Linked DNA regions of Homo sapiens: region 2 is linked to region 1. The links are chromatin loops, found by intact Hi-C in ENCODE. Cell type or tissue: spleen. All regions are shown on one strand. Each heading gives the region's core, and the rest is flanking DNA. Links, peaks and the distances in the headings are about the cores only. Region 1 overlaps AMPH (amphiphysin). Region 2 has its middle 28 kb from the start of AMPH.

The links. Peaks named below come from ENCODE experiments on the same cell type or tissue, not always from the same donor. Only the 100,000 strongest peaks of a DNase experiment are listed, where the experiment ranks them.
Region 2: a loop joins it to region 1, with 4 times the contacts of the local background. A loop is called at or near these places in 57 of 110 quality-filtered maps.

The regions. Positions count from the first base shown.
Region 1 is chr7:38,397,328-38,399,827 of GRCh38, forward strand. All of the region lies in intron 17 of AMPH (amphiphysin), which reads right to left. Among named protein-coding and RNA genes, the nearest start is that of TRG-AS1, 57 kb to the left of the region's middle. In spleen, for the core only: a CTCF peak has its summit at 1,558 (motif pointing right); a DNase peak (open chromatin) is centred at 1,595.
Region 2 is chr7:38,650,760-38,668,211 of GRCh38, forward strand. It overlaps the pseudogene KRT8P20. Among named protein-coding and RNA genes, the nearest start is that of AMPH, 28 kb to the left of the region's middle. In spleen, for the core only: a CTCF peak has its summit at 9,976 (motif pointing left); no DNase peak of the experiment used is centred there; H3K27ac peaks cover 764 bases.

The sequences.
Region 1 (2,500 bases), core at 1-2,500:
AAACTTGTTCCATACGAACATAATGTTTATTATTAACCTGTAACTTGTCTCTAGATATCTATCAATTTGGTTGTATAAGATTTTACCATCACTAAATATACATGTTATCACCTTTCCTTTGCTAGATAATTTAAGCAGGCAACGAAACTGGACTCCTATCTTTTGCCATATACAAAAATTAAATAAAAATGGATTAAATACTTAAATATAAGTCTTCAAACTATGAAACTACCAAAAGGAAACATTGGGAAAGCTCTCTAGGACACTGGACTGGGTAAAGATTTCTTGAGTAATATCCCAAAAGCACAGGCACACAAAGCGAAAATGGACAAATGGGATTACGTCAAGTTAAAAAGCCTCTGCACTGCCAAGGGAACAATCAACAAAGACAACCTGCAGAATGGGAGAAAATATTTGTGAACTACCCATCTGACAAGGGATTAATAACCAGAATACATAAGGATCTCAAACAACTCTATGGGGAAAAAATCTAATAATTCCAATTAAAAAATGGGCAAAAGATCTGAATAGACAGTTCACAAAAGAAGACATAAATAGCAAACAAGTATGTGAAAAGGTGCTCAACCTCACTGATCATCAGAGAAATGCAAATCGAAACTACAATGAGATCTCATCTCACCCCAGTTAAAACGGCTTTTATCCAAAAGACAGGCAATAACAAATGCTGGCGAGGAAGTAGAGAAAAAAGAAACCTCATATACTGTTGGTGGAAATGTAAATTAATGCAACTATTATGGTGAACAGTTTGGAGGTTCCTCAAAAAAAAAAAAAAACACAAAAACTAAAAGTAGAGATACCATATGATCCAGCAATCCCACTGCTAGGTATATACTCAAAAAAAAAAAAACAAAAAAAAAAGGGAAATCAATATATCAAGGAGGTATCTGCACTCACATGTTTATTGCAGCACTATTCACAATAGCCAAGATTTGGAAGCAACCTAAGTATCCATCAACAGATGAATGGATAAAGAAAATGTGATACATATATACAATGGAGTACTATTCAGCCATAGAAAACAATGAGATCTTGTCATTTGCAACAACATGGATGGAACTGGAGGTCATTATGTTAAGGGAAAAAAGCCAGGCACAGAAAGACAAACTTTGAATGTTCTTACTTATTTCTAGGTGCTAAAAAGTAAAACAATTGAATTCATGGAGACAGAGAGTAGAAGGATGCTTACCAGAGGCTGGGAAGGGTAGTGAGGAAGTAGGGGGGATGGTTAATGGGCACAAACAATAATTAGAAAGAATAAATAAGACCTAGTATTTCATAACACAAACAGGGTGACTACAGTCAACAATAACTTATTGTACATTTTAAAATAACTAAAAGAATATTACTGGATTATAATGCAAAAAAAGGATAAATGCTTAAGGAGGTGATAGATATATTTACCCTGAGGTAATTACTACATGTCATATATCTGTATCAAAATATCTCACGTACCTCATAAATATATCCACCCCCTACGTACCCACAAAAGTTAAAAATAAACATAAAATAAAATAATAAAAAACAGGTATTAGCTGCTGTGACACCAACCACCAGCAGGTGGCGGCCAAAGGCTCTGCCTGACTGCTCTGACGTTCCTGACGTTGTAGGAGCAAATACCTCAGCCTCAGCACCTCAGCTGTGATTTTTGTCACATAAAAAAGAACTGCAGCATGCAGAAAACGAATTTTAAGAATGATAAATAAATATCAGGAAAATACCGAAATTAACAACTCTGGCAAAGGTAAGGTGCTAAGGAATTGGCACTTTAGACTTTAAAGAGAAGCCAAACAATTTTAATGATCTACTTGGAAAACAAACAACACTCCTACACCCTACTTTGAGTCCATTAGTAATGAATTCCCATTTTTCCAGCTGCTGTTTACTTACCACGTTGATTTTACAGGGCTTAAAAACTACATAAACAGAGAAGGATCATCCACTATCTGCGTATCCTCATAGCTTTCTGTTTCTGACACTAGTCTGATGATCAGGGGGCATCAGTCCTCCCTTTATGTCTGGAATCTGGTCCAGATGTTTTGCTCTTACCAAAATACTTCCAATGCCGTATTTACTGACCGCAAGAATAGAACAACATAAAAATACAATGGAAAACAGGAACCCATTTGTTCAGATTAGGTGTTAGCTGTAGATAAAATCAAGGAAAGAGTAAAAAGGTTTTCATCAATGAAAGTTATACCTCTTATTATTATTGTTGTTGTCATGCATTTCAATTTGTTAGCTATTTGTAGAGCTATAAAAGAAAAAACATTTTCTATGCTCTGCTTGCTACAGTACATGTTATACCTGCTAGGAAAAACCACAATGATAAATGACTACCATTTGCTTTTTAAAAAATGTTACTCACAAAGACCAGGGACTGAATCTGCTGAAAGTACTTCAAGCCTTTCATACCCAGTGCTATCAAATGTTTCTCTTCACTCTAAATGTTCAGAAAAACACAATTATCCTATCTTCTGCC
Region 2 (17,452 bases), core at 8,791-11,290, 260 kb after region 1:
TGGGAATGTAAATTAGTTCAACCATTGTGGAAGACAGTGTGATGATTCCTCAAGGATCTAGAACCAGAAATATCATTTGACCCAGCAATCTCACTACTGGGTATACCCCAAAGGATAATAAATCATTCTACTATAAAGACACATGCACACGTATGATTATTGCAGCACAGTTCACAATAGCAAAGACTTGGAATCAACCCAAATGCCCATCAATGATATAGACTGGATAAAGAAAATGTGGCACACATATACTATGGAATACTATGCAGCCATAAAAAAGGATAAGTTCATGTCCTTTGCAGGGACATGGATGAAGCTGGAAACCATTATTCTCAGCCAACTAACATAGGAACAGAAAACCAAGCACCACATATTCTCACTCATAAGTGGGAGTTGAACAATGAGAACGCACGGACACAGGGAGGGGAACATCACACACTCGGGCCTGTCATGGGGGTGGGGGGCTAGGGGAGAGATAACATTAGGAGAAATACCTAATGTAGATGATGGGTTGATGGGTGCAGTAAATCACCATGGCACGTGTATATGTATGTAACAAACCTGCACATTCTGCACATGTATCCCAGAACTTAAAGTATAATAATAAATTAATAAAAATTTAAAAAGAAATTAAAAAATGAAATAATGTATTTATGTAATTAGAACAGTCCACAAATAGAGAAAGGCACAATATAGTGAGAACTTTATATTCCTTTCCTCTCCCCTCAAAGTCTTTAGAAGTAACTACTACTAAGATCTGTTTTACTTTTCTTTCAGAAGGCATTTTATATGTATGCCAGCATATACCCAGTGCACATCACCTTCATCTTCATTTACACAAAGGCTCATACTATCCACATGGCTTTGCACCTGACATGTGCCAGTTATTATTCTTTAGAGACCTTTCCATAGAGATCCACATGCAGCTTTCTCTTTTTTTCCCTTCCCACCTTCCCAGCTGGCCTCCCTCCCTCTCTTCTATCCTTTCTCATTTTCCTTCCAGAAAGAAAACTTCTGGGTTTTTTACTCTTACTTTATAGAAAGTGAAGGGGAAAAGTTTTGTTTTTAATTGTATGCTTTTTTAAATCAGAAAATTCTACTAAAACAATACCCAAGTCTGTTTCTTTAAAGTCATTTACATTTTTTGTTTTTCTTTTTTCTTGGTTTTTTTTTTGTGTGTGTGTTTGTGTTTTTTTTGGTTTGTTTGTTTTTTGTTTTTGTTTTTGAGACGGAGTTTCACTCTTTTCCCCAGGCTGGAGTGAAGTGGCGTGATCTCAGCTCACTGCAACCTCCACCCACCCGGGGTTCAAGTGATTCTTGCCTGAGCCTCCCAAGTAGCTGGGATTATAGGCACCCACCACCACAGCCGGCTAATTTTTGTATTTTTAGTAGAGACGGGGTTTCGCTATTTTGACCAGGCTGGTCTCGAACTCCTGACCTCAGGTGATCCACCCTCCTGGGCCTCCCAAAGTGCTGGGATTACAGGCATGAGCCACCATGCCTGGCATTTTTTGTTTTTTCTGATTATATAAATAATACCTTCCGGTTACAGCAAAATTAAGCAATGTGTGAACATTTAATTAACAAAGACTTATACAGTACTTACTGTGTGCCAGGCCCTCATCTAGGTCCTTTAAATATTGACTCATTTAATGAAATACTCATAACAAACCTATGAGTTAGGTCTTATAAATTTGTTTTACTAGTGGGGAAACTGAGACATGAAGAGATTAAGTAAATTTCATAGTTAAAAGGCAGCTGAGTTAGACTTCAATTCCAGCCTATCTGACTCCAGAGCTCACTCTGCTCCATGGCCTGTCTCCAGACTAAAAAGATACTAGAGACACAGAAAACTCATGTCCTGCAGTAACCACTATTGACTTTATGGTGACAATTCTTTCATAATATTTTTTGTGTATATTTATGAACAAACACATATTTTTATAAAATTAAAACATACAGCTATACAACATACATACACACATATATGTAAAATCAAGGGGCTTTTTGTGGTCATAAATTTCACAAAAATGAGATTATCTTATATATACGTACTCCTCTGCATCTTGCATTTCTAGTTTAACAGTTTCATAAAATTCCTCCAAGTCAATTAGTGTAGCTCTAGTGATGGTCTAGTACCTGCATGATATTCCTTGGTCCAATATACCTCAATTTCTTTAACCATTTCCCTGCTAATGTGTATTTACCTTGTTTCCAGGATTTGGGGGTACCACAATTACGCTGAAATAAACATCTGAGTGCATACTTCTTTTTGTATTGGTAATTTTGTATCTAGGGATTAGATTTCCAGGTGTTAGTTTCCTTTTTAAAAAAAAAAAACAGATTTTGCAGATTGCCTTCAAAAAAATTGAACAATTCACATACTCATCAACAGTGAATGAGGATCCCATTTTCCTGACAGTCTTACCAGCAATAGGTGAAAGTCCTTTGTAATTTTTGCTGATATCGTTGGTGCACAGTGGCAATTCATTGTTAGTTAATGTATTTTCTCCCTGACTACTAGGAAGCTGAAAGACTTGTTGTTGTTGTTGTTCTGCCAGGACATTTGGATTTGCTGTTCTGTGCTTGCCTGCTTATATCTCTGCCCATTTTTCTATTAATCATCTTTTTTCAGTTATAATTAATATAGTTCTTTGTACTTAATATATCCTTCAGCTATTAGATCCATTACACACTTTCCCCAATCCATTATTTGTACTTTACTTTTGTATGTCTTATATTTCACCTTTTAAAATGTCTTAATATTTATAAAAATCAAATCTGACTAATTTTTATAATAGCTTATAGGTTTCCTGCTTCATCAATCTCCAACTTGTACTTATGGTCTCCTACATTTTCTTCTAAAGTTCCATCCTTTTATTCTTTACCTTTAAGATTTTGATCCACCTGAAATTTATTTGTGTGTAAAATGAGAGGCAGGAACCAAAATTATTCTTTCCCAATACATAGCTGATTTTGCCTATATTATTTATTAAATAAACCACTGTTCTGTGATAAATTAATATATATTTATTATCTATTAAATTCTCAAAGGCTGCAGAATCTATTTTTGGGAACTGTATTCTATACAGTTCCACTTATCTTTTTGCTTACTTCTATGATAATATTATGCTGTTTTTATTACAGAGACTTCACTTCATTTTAATGTTTTCTAAGGTCCTTTTTTTCACATTTTCTTGACTATTCTTGAACATTTATTCTTCCATGTGAACTTTAAGTTTATTTAATCCAATTTAAGCACACACGTCAGTGTCCTCATTTAGATTGCATTCAATTTTTACTTAATGGGAAAATTCATATTTTCATAATATTAAATTTTCTCATTCAGGAATGTAGTGTATCTTTCTGTTTATGCATGGTTTATTTTATGTCCTCATATAGAACTGACCTCCATACACCCTTATCTGGAGCCATGAAGGGTAGGCTTGCCAGAACTTTTTCACCTAAGTCAACCCTGCAATAGGAGGACATCTCAGAGCACCTTTTGCATCTCCACGTGTTGTCCCTAATGGTAACTTGATCTTATCCCACACTTTCTTGCCTCTTAGAAGACACTTTTATCTATTCTCATCTTTCATTGTTTCTTTGATCATGTCTGCCTTTCTTGCACCAGCTCTTAATCTTCAGAATTCACTCAAATCTCTTCTTTTCATAAGGTCACCACCTTCCACTCCTCCCCAGCTCTCTCCAGTGTGTGCTGCAAGACCTGTGTGCTGCAGTTGCTCACACATCCAACTCTCCCTGGGGAGTGAATCAGCAGCCCAAGCATTGTCCTAGTGAACTGCTTCCAACAGTCCCTGACCTAGAATCACAAGAGGCTTGGGGAGTGGGGTGGCTCCGACACTGCAGGCCTCCAGAAGGACCCCTCACCGACACGTTGTTCCTGCCACTGTCCTCCAGTGTTCTCATGTGGGGTTCTAATGTGGGTCTCTGGGCCACTGTTTCCTGGGCTGCCATAGATCCTTACAGCTGCCATTTACTGCTTTCAGGATCTTGAACATTTGTCTCCCAACTTTTCTGACACTAAGTGCATCTTCTGAGTATATTCCCATTGTCACTAACATTCAGAACTTTGGCTCTTGTCAAATTGCTTCAATTTTGGATATCTGTGTCACTGGAGAAGTGAATCAAGCTAAATGAAGAATGCCCTTATTTTTTCTTCTGTGTTCTCTCTCTGCAAAGAGGAGAATGATCTTCCCCAGTATTGTGCTTTCTGAGACACACCTAGTGCATGATCCAAATGGTCCTTGATTCCAAGTAAAATGGCAAAGATCCACATGTAGCTGGATCCCACCTGTGATCACAATCTTTCTATGCTCTCAGATTCCACCTTACCTCAATGTTTGAAAAGAAAAAATTTCAGACCAAGAAGCAGCTTCTCCACTCCTGGAATCTCTGCCTTGTTCAGCCTGTCTGCCTCCACCATGTCCATCAGGGTGACCCAGAAGTCCTACAAGGTGTCCACCTCTGGCCTCCGGGCCTTCAGCAGCTGCTCTCACATGAGTGGGCCTGGTGCCCACCTCAGCTCCTTAAGCTTCTCCCGAGTGGGCAGCACCAGCTTCCGGGCTGGCCTGGGCAGAGGCTATGGTGGGGCCAGCAGCATGGGAGGCATCACTGCCGTCATGGTCAACCAGAACCTGCTGAGCCCCCTGAACCTGGAGGTGGACCCCAACATCCAGGCCATGCGCACCCAGGAGAAGGAGCAGATCAAGACCCTCAACAAGAAGTTTCCCTCCTTCATTGACAAGATACGTTTCCTGGAGCAGCAGAACAAGATGCTGGAGACCAAGGGGAGCCTCCTGCAGCAGCAGAAGATGGCTTGGAGCAACGTGGACATGTTCGAGAGCTACATCAACAACTTTATGCAGCGGCTGGAGACTCTGAGCCAGGAGAAGCCGAAGCTGGAGGCAGAGCTTGGCAACATGCAGAGGCTGGCGGAGAACTTCAAGAAAAAGTATGAGGATGAAATCAATAAGCGTACAGAGATGGAGAATGAATTTCTCCTCAGATGTGGGTGAAGCTTACATGAACAAGGTAGAGCTGGAGTCTCGCCTGGAAGCGCTGACTGAAGAGATCAGCTTCCTCAGGCAGCTGTATGAAGAAGAGATCCAGGAGCTGCAGTCCTAGATCTCGGACACGTCTGTGGTGCTGTCCATGGACAACAGCTGCTCCCTGGACATGGACAGCATCATCGCTGAGGTCAAGGCTCAGTACAAGGTGATCGCCAACCGCAGCCTGACTGAGGCTGAGAGCACGGACCAGATGAAGTATGAGGAGCTGCAGATGCTGGCTGGGAAGCGCTGGGATGACCTGGGGCGTACAAAGGCTGAGATCTCCGAGATGAACCGGAACATCAGCTGGCTCCAGGCTGAGATTGAGGGCCTCAAAGGCCAGAGGGCTTCCCTAGAGGCCGCCGTCACAGACGCAGAGCAGCCCGGGGAGCTGGCCATGAAGGGTGCCAAAGCCAAGCTGTCTGAGCTGGAGACCGCCCTGCAGCTAGCCAAGCAGGACATGGCTCAGCAGCTGCGTGAGTACAGGAACTGGCCCTGGACGCCTACAGGAAGCTGCTGGAGGGCGAGGAGAGCTGGCTGGAGTCTGGGATGCAGAACATGAGTATCCATACGAAGACCACCTGTGGCTATGCAGGTGGTCTGAGCTCTCCTACGGGCGCCTCACAAGCCCCGGCCTCAGCTACGGCCTGGGCTCCAGCTTTGGCTCTGGCGCGGGCTCCAGCTCCTTCAGCCACACCAGCTCCACCAGGGCCGTGGCTGTGAAGATCAAGACCCGCGATGGGAAGCTGGCGTCCGAGTCCTCTGACATTCTGCCCAAGTGAACAGCTGCGACAGCCCCTCCCAGCCTGCCCCTCCTGTGGCTGCCCCAGAGCCGGGGAGGGAGGCCGCTGTGCAGGGGAGCAAAGGGAACAGGAGACCCACCTGAGGCTCACCCCTAGCTCTCAGCCCACCCACGGGGGAGTTTACTGCCTGGGGACACCCTTTGCCCATGCCTCCAGCTACAAAACAATTCAACTGCTTTTTTTTTTTTTTTTTTTTGTACAAAATAAAACCTCAGCTAGCTCTTTCAAAAAAAAAAAATCAGTCCCACAAGGTCCCATCAGTCTCATTCTGCAGGCCAATGAGGATTTTCTTCATATTTTCAATGTGTTGAGAAGAATCTGCAGAATGTTAGGACATATATAGACAGATGAAAATACTCACACAAGGAGTAAGAAAACCTTCAGAGGAGGCAAATTTGCAAAGCAAGAACTGTGCCCCTCCCCAGTTCTAAGTCAACAACCACCCCATTAAGAGTCTATCTTAATTCTGGGGCTGTCAGCAGGTTTCCTTTCGCCTGCTCTTATTTGTTCATTTTATGGAACACAGTAGTCTGCCTTTTTTTTCATGTCTAAACTCATTTCCTGTTGAGAAAGTTCATAACCATGGCACAACAGTAATCATCTTGCATAAGTTACTCAGCTCCTTTCTGCTCTTGTTTCCTCATCTCCAAAATAAGAATAAAAATAATACTTCTTTTATAAGGTTGTGTTGAGGATCAAAATAGCTAATATATGTTAAACCCTTGGAACAGTTCCCGGACTATAATCACTGCTATATAAATGTTTGCCATCATCCTTCTTGGATGGTTTCAGTGCCCCTCGGTTACCTTTGCCATGACTCTTATTTATTTATTTATTTATTTTTTGAGATGGAGTCTTGCTCTGTTGCCAGGCTGGAGTGCAGTGGCGGGATCTCGGCTCACTGCAACCTCCGCCTCCTGGGTTCAAGCAATTCCCCTGCCTCAGCCTCCCGAGTAGCTGGGACTACAGGCATGTGCCACCACATCCAGCTAATTTTTTGTATTTTAGTAGAGATGGGGTTTCACCATGTTGGCCAGGATGGTCTCAATCTCCTGACCTCATGATCTGCCCACCTTCTGCTCCCAAAGTACTGGAATTACAGGCGTGAGACAGTGCGCCCAGCCCCCAGGACTCTTATTTTCTAAATCCTATTAGAACATCTTCTTTTTCTTTTTTTTAAAGTCAGGATCTCACTCTGTCATCCAGGCTGGAGGGTGGTAGCACAATCATAGCTCACTGTCACCTGCAACTCCTGGGCTCTAGTGATCCTCCCACCTCAGCCCCACTGAGTAGCTGAGACTACAGGTGCATGCCACTACATGGGGCTAATGTATTAATTTTTTTTGTAGAGATGGAATCTTGCTATGTTGCCCAGGCTGGTCTTGAACTCCTGGCTTCAAGAGATCATCCCATATCAGCCTCCCAAAGTGTTGGGATTTCAGGTGTGAGCCACTGCACCAGCCCTATTAGAACAAATTTCTAAATTATATGGGAATGTACAAAAACAAAAGATAAATCTGCCTGTAGAACCTTAAAACAGTTTCATGGTCCTCATAAGGTTCTTCATATTCAGGAGAGCGGGCATTGCAACATGTAAAGCCTATCTCGAAGAAAGAGACTTTTGCCCAAAGTCTATATAGACTAAGCCTCTGTCTACATTATGTCTTCTTCTCAAATCACCTCCTTGACTTCATATTACCATAATAATCCACATCCCATTATAAACTTTTAGCTTTTAGCCAGATAGGCTGTTTTGCAAAAGAGGAAGGCAATGGGGGGCTTTTGATGTTACTTTTCAGGAGTAGTTTTCCTTACCTTCTTCCTGTTGGGCCCCTGGGATCTTATCTGCCTTTAAGTGTTATAATAATTCCAGGTGCATTAGAGTATCCAATATGCCACTGAAATCTACCTCTCCCCTGATATTAACCATACACCAAATAAAAGCAGCACATAATAAAATCATCCACATCCCAAAATAGAAAAAGCACCCAAATTGTTTAAATTTTACATAGGGAGTAAGTTGTATCACACTCTATGCTAACCATGTTTATAACCATTTATGCTTGCACATATGTAATTTAAACAGCTATTATTGAGCATCTGCTCCATGTATGTCAGGCACTAGACTGGGCACTGGCAACATACTGGAACAATAACAGGGGTGGTTCTGTTGGGGAGGCAGCTAAGACAGACCAAACAGTGGGAGTCCCAGAGGTTTACTCAATAATCATGCTAATTAATACAAGCAAACCTTCCAACTGAGTTCAGTGTTCCAGGTAAAAAGGAATGTAATACAAAAAGCTGACCTGGGCTTGTGGGTCATGGAAAATTTCTCTGCGGAAGAGACATATGACAAATAAAGAATTGTGAAGTTACCCAAGGTAAGAGAAGAAAGAACATATCATGAAGCTAGATCAGGAAGCACAAAGGCCCTATGGTGGGAAAGAAGATGGCCAGTAAAAGATGCGTGAGTCATTCATGAGACAGGAACCACTGGCAGAAGACAGGATTTGTGGGGGAAGAGCCTCAGTTCAGTCTGGGACATGAGGTGTCTGAAATACCTTTGAGACATATCAAGGGAAAATATGAAATAGGTGGTTGGATATATACATCTGGAACTCAAAGGAAATGTCTGAGCCAAAGACATAACTAGATATAAATAGCTTACAGATAGCAGTTAAAATTAATGATCTTGGATACAGTTGCCTGGAAAGAAAGCATATAATGAAAAAAGACCACCTTGACAGACTTCACTTTTAATGGCTGAGTAGCAGATAAGCCCACCAACTAGGTTAAGAAGGAGCATCAGAGAGGTAGAAAGGACACCAGGAGAATGTGGTAGCACCCAAGGCAAGGGGAGGAAGAGCTGCAAGAAGGTGGAAGTTGTTAATAGTATTTAAGAACATTGCTGAATCATGTAGTAAAATAAGGTCTGAACATCATTGGATGTATTTGAGGACAGGGAGATCACTGTTGACTTTATCAGAGCTGGTTCAGGGCAGTGATTGTGGGAATGGGAGAGTGATGGGCCATGACATTCAGCCTTAAATAGGTTGAGGAAAGATTGGGAGTTAAGAAAGTGGAGACAAAAATTTTAGGCATCTCTTTCAAGAAATCTGGTTGTGAAGGAGAAAAGAGATATGCAGTGGTGGGATAAAAAGTGATTTGAGTAGCTGTTTGCCTGGATTGGCAACCTGAGCCGCCCCACCCTTCCCGTGCAGCGATCTGGGTGCAGAGGGGCCCTCTCCACTCCATGCCAGACAGATCTCCAGGCATTCAGACACCTGCTCACTGGAACAGCAGTCTGAGTCACCCCAATCTTCCTGTGCGGAGATCCTGGTGCAGGAGGCCCTCCCCACTCTACACCCAGGCAGAATCTCCATGCGTCTGAAGCACCTACCCTCCTGGGTTAGAAGTTTAGGCTGACCCCAATCTCCAGGCAGAGAACTCAGGGATGAGGAGGTCTTGCAGCTCCATGCCGAGGCACACCTCTGGATGCGAGGTGGCCATCCACTGGATTCTCCCTCAGTGCTGGTACTTGTGCCTGCCATCAGGGGACCTACAGGTGGACCTGCCTGGTCTGGCCCTGCCCATCTTGCTTCCTCCCCTCCACTGGGGCTGAAGAGGGAGCTCAGACCACCGTGCACTCCATGAATCAACCCATTTCCTGAGGCAAGCGAGAGCTTCTTCCAGTAAAAAAAAAAAAAATGCTATGTGGATGGGATCACATATATTCCCATCCACATAGCATTTTTTTTGAGACAGGTTTTCACTCTGTCACCCTGAGTGTAGTGGTGTGATCATGGCTTACTGCAGCCTTGACCTCCCGGGCTCAAGCAATCATCCCACCTCACTGTCCCAAGTAGCTGGGACCCACAGGCACATGCCACCATGACCAGCAATTTTTTTCATTTTTTGTAGAGACAGGGTCTCGCTATGTTGCCCAGGCTGTTCTTGAACTCCTGGACTGAAGGGATCCTACTTCCTCTGGCTCCCAAAATGCTGAGATTACAGATACGAGCCACCATGCCGGGCCACACAGCCAGCTCTTACCCATAAGCGCCATCTATTGGCTTGTAGGTCAAATTGCACAGCCCAATATAAAACCTGGTGACAGAAGAGCATAGGGCTACGCAAGCAAAGCCAAAAGACCCTACCCAGCATTCTCTACAGTCACACACCCTGGGGTGGGAAGGAAGGAAAGGGAAAGAAGAAAAAAACAATAATATTATTGGAAAAAAGGAAAGAAAAAGAAAAAATTCTACCTGCATGAAAATAGTTACTAAAATTAGAAGGGCAAGCATCTCTAGATGAAAAGGAACTAGTGCAAGAAACCTGGCAAAATCTGAATGTAGTGACAGTACCAAAGGATCACACTAGCTCCCCAGCAATAGTCCCTAACTAAAATGGAAACTCAGAAATGATAGCTAGATAGATAAATAATTCAAGGCATGGATTGCAAGTAAGCAGCAATGAGATCCAAGACAAGGTTGAAAGTCAACAAAAAGACATTTCTAAAGCAATCCAGGAAAGGAAGGAAGAGGTAAACATCTTCAAAAGAAATCAACCAGAACTTCTGGAATTGAAAAACTCACCTAAGGAATTTCAAACTACAATTGAAATCTTTATGAACAGACTGCACCAAGCAGAAGAAAGAATTTCAAAGCTTGAAGACTGATTTTTTGAACTACCCAGTTAGATAAAAATAAAGAGAAGAGAATTTTTTAAAATGAACACAGTTTTCAAGAAATATTGGATTATGTGAAGTGACCAAAATTATGAATTACTGGACATTAACAATAGATACAGAAGAGAAGAAAACAACCATGAAAACATTTGAGGCAATAATTCAAGAAAAGTTCCTAATCTTGCTAGAGAGATAGACATCCAGATACAAGAAATCTAGAGAACACATGTGAGATAGTGTACAAACTAAACATCATCAATGCATATAGTCACCAGACTGCCCAAAGTCAATGCTAAAGAAAAAAATCTTAAAGGCAGCAAAAGAAAAAGGTCAGATCACATACAAAAAGAACCCCATCAGGCTAACAGTAGACTTCTCAGAAGAAACCTTACAAGCCAGGAGAGATTGGAGGCCTATTTTCAGTATTCTTAAAGAAAAGAAATTCCAACCAAGAATTTCATATCCTGCCAAACTAAGCTCTATAAGCAAAGGAGAAATAAAATATTTTCCAGACAAGCAAGTACTAACGGAATTCATTACCAGTAGACCTTCCTTACAAGAGATCCTTCAGGAATTTCTCAACATGAGAACAAAATAATGATACCTACTACCACAAAAACACACATAGCCCACAGACCCTATAAAGCACCACACTATAGAAACTACAAGGCCACCAGTTAACAACTTCATAACAAGATCAAAACCTCACATATCAATATTAATCTTGAATGTAAATGGTCTCAATGCCCCACTTAAAAGGCACAGAGTGGCAAACTGGATTTAAAAAAATAAGACCCATTCATCTTCTGTTTTCAAGAGGCCTATCTCACATGAAATGACACTCATAGGCTCAAAGTAAAGAGTTGGAGAAAAAAATCTGTCATGCAAATGGAACACAGAAAAGAGCAGGGGTCGCTATTCTTATATCAAATAAAACAGATTTTAAACCAACAACAGTAAAAAATGACAAAGAAGGACATTGCATAATGATAAAAGATTCAATTTACAGAGGACTTAACTATCCTTAATATATATGCACCCAATATTGGAGCACGCAGATTCACGAAACAAGTACTTCTAGACCTATAAAAAGACTTGGACAGTCACACAACAATAGTGGAGGACTATCAACACCCCACTGACAGCATTGACAGACTATCAAGGCAGAAAACCAACAAAGAAACTCTGGACTTAAATTCAACACTTGACTGATTGGATCTAATAGACATCCACAGAAAACTCCACCCAACAACCTTGGAATATATATTCTTTTTATTTGCACATGGAACATACTCCAAAATCAACCACATGGTAGGTCATAAAGCAAGTCCTAATAAATTCAAATAAATCAAAATAATTCCAAACGTCCTCTCTGATCACAGTGGAATAAAACCAGAAATTAATACCAAGAAGTCTTTCAAAACCACGCAATTACATGGAAATTAAACAATTTGCTCCTAAATGACTTTGGGATAAACAAATAAAGCAGAAATAAAAAATCCTTTGAAATAAAAGAAAACAGAGACACAACATACCAAAATCTCTGGGACACAACAAAATCAGCATTAAGACAAAAGTTTATAGTGCTAAAGACCTACCTCAAAAAGTTAGAAAGATCTCAAATTAACACTCTAACATTACACCCAAAGGAACTAGAAAAACAAGGACAAACTAACTCTTACACAAGCAGAAGAAAAGACATAACTAAAACCAGAACAGAACTGAGCAACGTTGAGACCCCGAAATCCATGCACATAATCACATAACCAAATGTTTGTTCATTGAAAGGATAGATAAGATCAATTGCTGCTAGCTAGATTAGTGTAGAAATAGACAGAAGATCCAAATAAGCACAATCAGAAAGACAAAGGTGGCATACAACCAATCCCACAGAAATATAAAAGATCCTCAGAGACTATTATGAACCTAGAGAAAATGGATAAATTCCTGGAAACACACAGTCTGCCAATATTGAATCAGGAAGAAATTGAAACCCTGAATAAACCAATATTGAGTTCCAAAATTGAATCAGTAATTAAAAAAAAAAAAAACCTACCTACCCAAAAAGCCCTGGACCAGGTGGATTCACAGCCGAATTCTATCAAACATTCAAAGAGGAGTTGATACCAATCCTACTGAAAGTATTTCAAAAAATCAAGGCGGAGAGACTTCTCCCTAACTCCTTCTATGAAGCCAGCATCACTCCGATACTAAAACCTGGCAAAGACACAAGAAAAGAAAACTACAGGTCAATATCCCTGCTGAACATAGATGGAAAAAATCCTCAAAAAATTACTACCAAAGCAAATCTAGCAACACATCAAAAAATTAATTCTCTATGATCAAGTAGGCTTCATTCCTGAGATGCAAAGTTGGTGCAACATATACAAATCAATAAATGTGATTCATCACATAAACAGAACTAAAAACAAAAACCATATGATCATCACAATGTGGAAAATGTTTTTTAATAAAATTCAACATCTCTCCATGATTAAAACCCTCAAGAAACTATGCTTAGAAGCAATATATGTCAAACTAATAAGAGCCATCTATGCAAACCCACAGCCAACATCATACTGAATGAGCAAAAACTCAGACCATTTCCCCTGAGAACCAGAAAAGGATGCCCACTCTCACCACTCTTATTCAACATAGTACTAGAAGTCCTTGCCAGAGCAATGAGGCAAGAGAAAAAAATAAAAGGCATCCAAATAGGAAAAAAGTCAAACTACCTCTCTTTTCTGATGATATGGTTATATACCTGGAAAACCCTAAAGACTCTACCAAAAGTCTCCTGGAACTGATAAATGACTTAGTAAAGTTTCAGGATACAAAATCAGTGTACAAAAATCAATAGCATTTCTACATATCAATAACCTTTAAGCAGAGAGCCAAATCGGGAATGCAATCCCATTCACAATAGCTGCCGAGAGAAGGAAGGGAAGGGAAGAGAAGGGCAGGGCAGGGCAGGGCAGGGCAGGGCCTAGGAATACATCTAACCAAGGAGATGAACTACAAGTTCTACAAGGAGATCTACAAAACACTGCTGGAAGAATCATAGATGACACAAACAAATGGAAAAACTTTCCCTGCTCATGGTTTGGGAGAATCAATATGCTTAAAATGGCCATGCTGCCCAAAGCAATCTACAGATTCAATATTACTGCTATCAAGCTACCAATGTCATTTTTCATGGAGCTGGAAAAAACTATTCTAAAATTCATATGGAACCAAAAAAGAGCCAAAATAGACAAAGCAACCCTAAGCAAAAAGAACAAAGCAGTAGACATCACATTACTTGACTTCAAACTACACTGTAAGTTAACAGTCACCAAAACAGCATGGTACTTGTACGAAGACAGAAAGATAGGCCAATGGAACAGAATAGAGAACCCAGAAATAAAGCCACATACCTACAGCCATCTGATCCTTGACAAAGTCGACAAAAATAAGTAATGGGGAAAGCACTCCCTATTCAATAAATAATGCTGGGATAGCTGGCTAGCCTTATACAAAAGAAAGAAACTGCCCCCCTCTCTTTCACCAAATACAAAAACTAATTCAAGATTATTTAAAGACTTAAATGTAAGACTTCAAACTATAAGAATCCTAGAACAAAACCTAGGAAACACCTTTCTGGACATTGGCCTTGGAAAAGAATTTATAACTAGGTCCTCAAAAGTAACTACAACAAAACCAAAAGTTAACAAGTAGGACATAATTAAACTAAAGAGCTTCTAGACAGCAAAACAATCAATACAGTAAACAGACAACATATAGAATGGGGGAAAATATTCACAAGTTCTGCGTGTGACAAAGGTCTAATATCCAGAATCTATAAAGAACTTACGCAATCGAACAAGCAAAACCAAATAACCCTATTTAAAATGGACAAAAGACATGAACAGATATTCTCAAAAGAAAAAAAAAGAAAAAAAGCAGCCGGCTGGGCAAGGTGGCTCACGCCTGTAATCCCAGGACTTTGGGAGGCCGAGGTGGGTGGATCACCTGAGGTCGGGAGTTTGAGACAAGCCTGACCAACATGGGGAAACCCTGTCTCTACTAAAAATACAAAATTAGCTGGATGTAGTGGCGTATGCCTGTAATCCCAGCTACTTGGTAGGCTGAGGCAGCAGAATCGCTTGAACCCGGAAGGCGGAGGTTGCAGCGAGCGGAGATCACGCCATTGCACTCCAGCCTGGGCAACAAGAGCGAAACTCCATCCAAAAAAAAAAAAAAGAAAGAAAGAAAGAAAACAGAAAAAAAGGAAAGAAAAGCAGCCAACAAACATGAAAAAATTCTCTTCACTACTCTTCAGGGAGCTGCAAATCAATACCACAACACACCAGTCAGAATGGCTATTACTAAAAAGTTAAAAAAAACAATAGACGCTGGCAAGACTGTGGAGAAAACAGAATACTTACACACTGTTGGTGGGAATGTACAATTAGTTCAGCCACAGTGTAAAGCATTGTGGGGATTTCTCAAAGAAAAAAGAACTACCATTCAACCCAGCAATCCCATTGCTGTGTATATAGCTGAGAGAAAAGAAATCATTCAACCAAAAAGACACATTCACTTCTATGTTCATCACAGCACTCTTCGCAATAGCAAAGTCATGGAGTCAACCTAGGTGCCCATCAACAGTGGACTGGTTAAAGCAAATATGGTGCATATACGCCATGGAATACTATGCAGCCATAAAAAGGAATGAAATCATTTCCTTTGCAGAAATATGTATGCAGCTGGAAGCCATTATCCTAAGTGAATTAACATAGGAACAGAAAACCCAATGTTGCATGTTCTCACTTATAAGTGGGAGCTAAACAATGGGTACTCATGGACACAAAGCACGGAATAATAGACACTGGGGACTACTATAGAGGACGGGGAGGGAGTGGGGCAAGGGCTGAAAAAAAACTACCTATTGGACACTGTTCAGTACCTGGGTGATGGGATCAATTGTACCCCAAACCTCAGCATTATGCAGTATGTCCAGCTTGCACATGTAATGCCTTAATTTAAAATGTGAGTTGAAATTATTTTTAAAAACTAATTTGAGATTGAGAGAGGGCTTTGTTTTGCTTTACCTTTTTAATTATGAAAATAATTATATATGAAATAGCATATACAATATGCATATATATGTATGTGTATAGATAGGTGTGTGTGTGTGTGTGTGCAGTTTAAAGAATAAAAATAAATATCCATGGCTTCACATCCACCTTCAGGAAAAGAACATTACCAGAACTTTAGAATTTCTTGTGGTCCCTCGCCAATCGTATCACGCTGAAGGGAAATTATTTTTAAGATAAAAGAGATTCGAGCACATTTATATGGTAATGGGAAGCATCTAGTTGAGAAGAACTGGCTGAATATGCAGTAGATTAAAGAAAAGGATATTTGATAGTGAGGCATTATTGCAATAGCAAGAGTGAATAGGCTCTAAGGCACAGTAGGAGGTGTGGCCATGTATTAGAAGAGGTGCAGGTCTGATGAGGGGAAATTAGATAGGTTTGGTGTTAGAAAGTTCAGGAAGTTCCTTTTTGATGCTTCACAACTCTCAGTAAAATAGGAAATGGGCTCATCTGCTGAAAACAAAAAATCTTCAAGGAAAGATGGGGCGTGATTTGAAGTAGTCATTGTTGAGAGTTGGAGGATGAGTTGCTCAGAGAAGTTTAATAGTTCTGCTGACCAGTGTTGAGGGCCTATTTGAGGCTGATCATGTATTTTTTTTTTATTATACTTTAAGTTCTAGGGTACATGTGCAAAACGTGCAGGTTTGTTACATAGGTATACATGTGCCATGTTGGTTGTTGGTTTGCTGCACCCATCAACTAGTCATTTACATTAGGTATTTCTCCTAATGCTATCCCTCCCCCAGCCCCCCACCCCCCAACAGGCCAGGGTGTGTGATGTTCCCTGCCCTATTTTGGTTACTGTTTTGGTTACTGTATTCTTGTAGTCAGGTAGCGTGATGCCTCCAGCTTTGTTCTTTTGGCTTAGGATTGTCTTGGCTATACTGGCTCTTTTTTGGTTCCATATGAACTTTAAAGTAGTTTTTTCCAATTCTGTGAAGAAAGTCATTGGTAGCTTGATGGGGATGGCATTGAATCTATAAATTACCTTGGGCAGTATGGCCATTTTCACGATATTGATTCTTCCTATCCATGAGCATGGAATGTTCTTCCATTTGTTTGTGTCCTCTTTTATTTCATTGAGCACTGGTTTGTAGTTCTTCTTAAAGAGGTCCTTCACATCCCTTGTAAGTTGGATTCCTAGGTATTTTTTTCTCTTTGTAGCAATTGTGAATGGGAGTTCACTCATGATTTGGCTCTCTGTTTGTCTGTTCTTGGTGTATAGGAATGCTTGTGATTTTTGCTCACTGATTTTGTATCCTGAGACTTTGCTGAAGTTGCTTATCAGCTTAAGGAGATTTTGGGTTGAGACAATGGGGCTTTCTAAATATACAATCATGTCATCTGCCAACAGGGACAATTTGACTTCCTCTTTTCCTGATTGAATACCCTTTATTTCTTTCTCTTTCCTGATTGCCCTGGCCAGAACTTCCAACACTATGTTGAATAGGAGTGGTGAGAGAGGGCATTCTTGTCTTGTGCCGGTTTTCAAAGGGAATGCTTCCAGTTTTTGCCCATTCAGTATGATATTGGCTGTGGGTTTGTCATAAATAGCTCTTATTATTTTGATATACGTCCCTTCAATACCAAATTTATTGAGAGTTTTTAGCATGAAGGGCTGTTGAATTTTGTTGAAGGCCTTTTCTGCATCTATTGAGATAATCATGTGGTAACTGTTGTTGGTTTTGTTTATGTGATGGATTACGTTTATTGATTTGCGTATGTTAAACCAACCTTGCATCCCAGGGG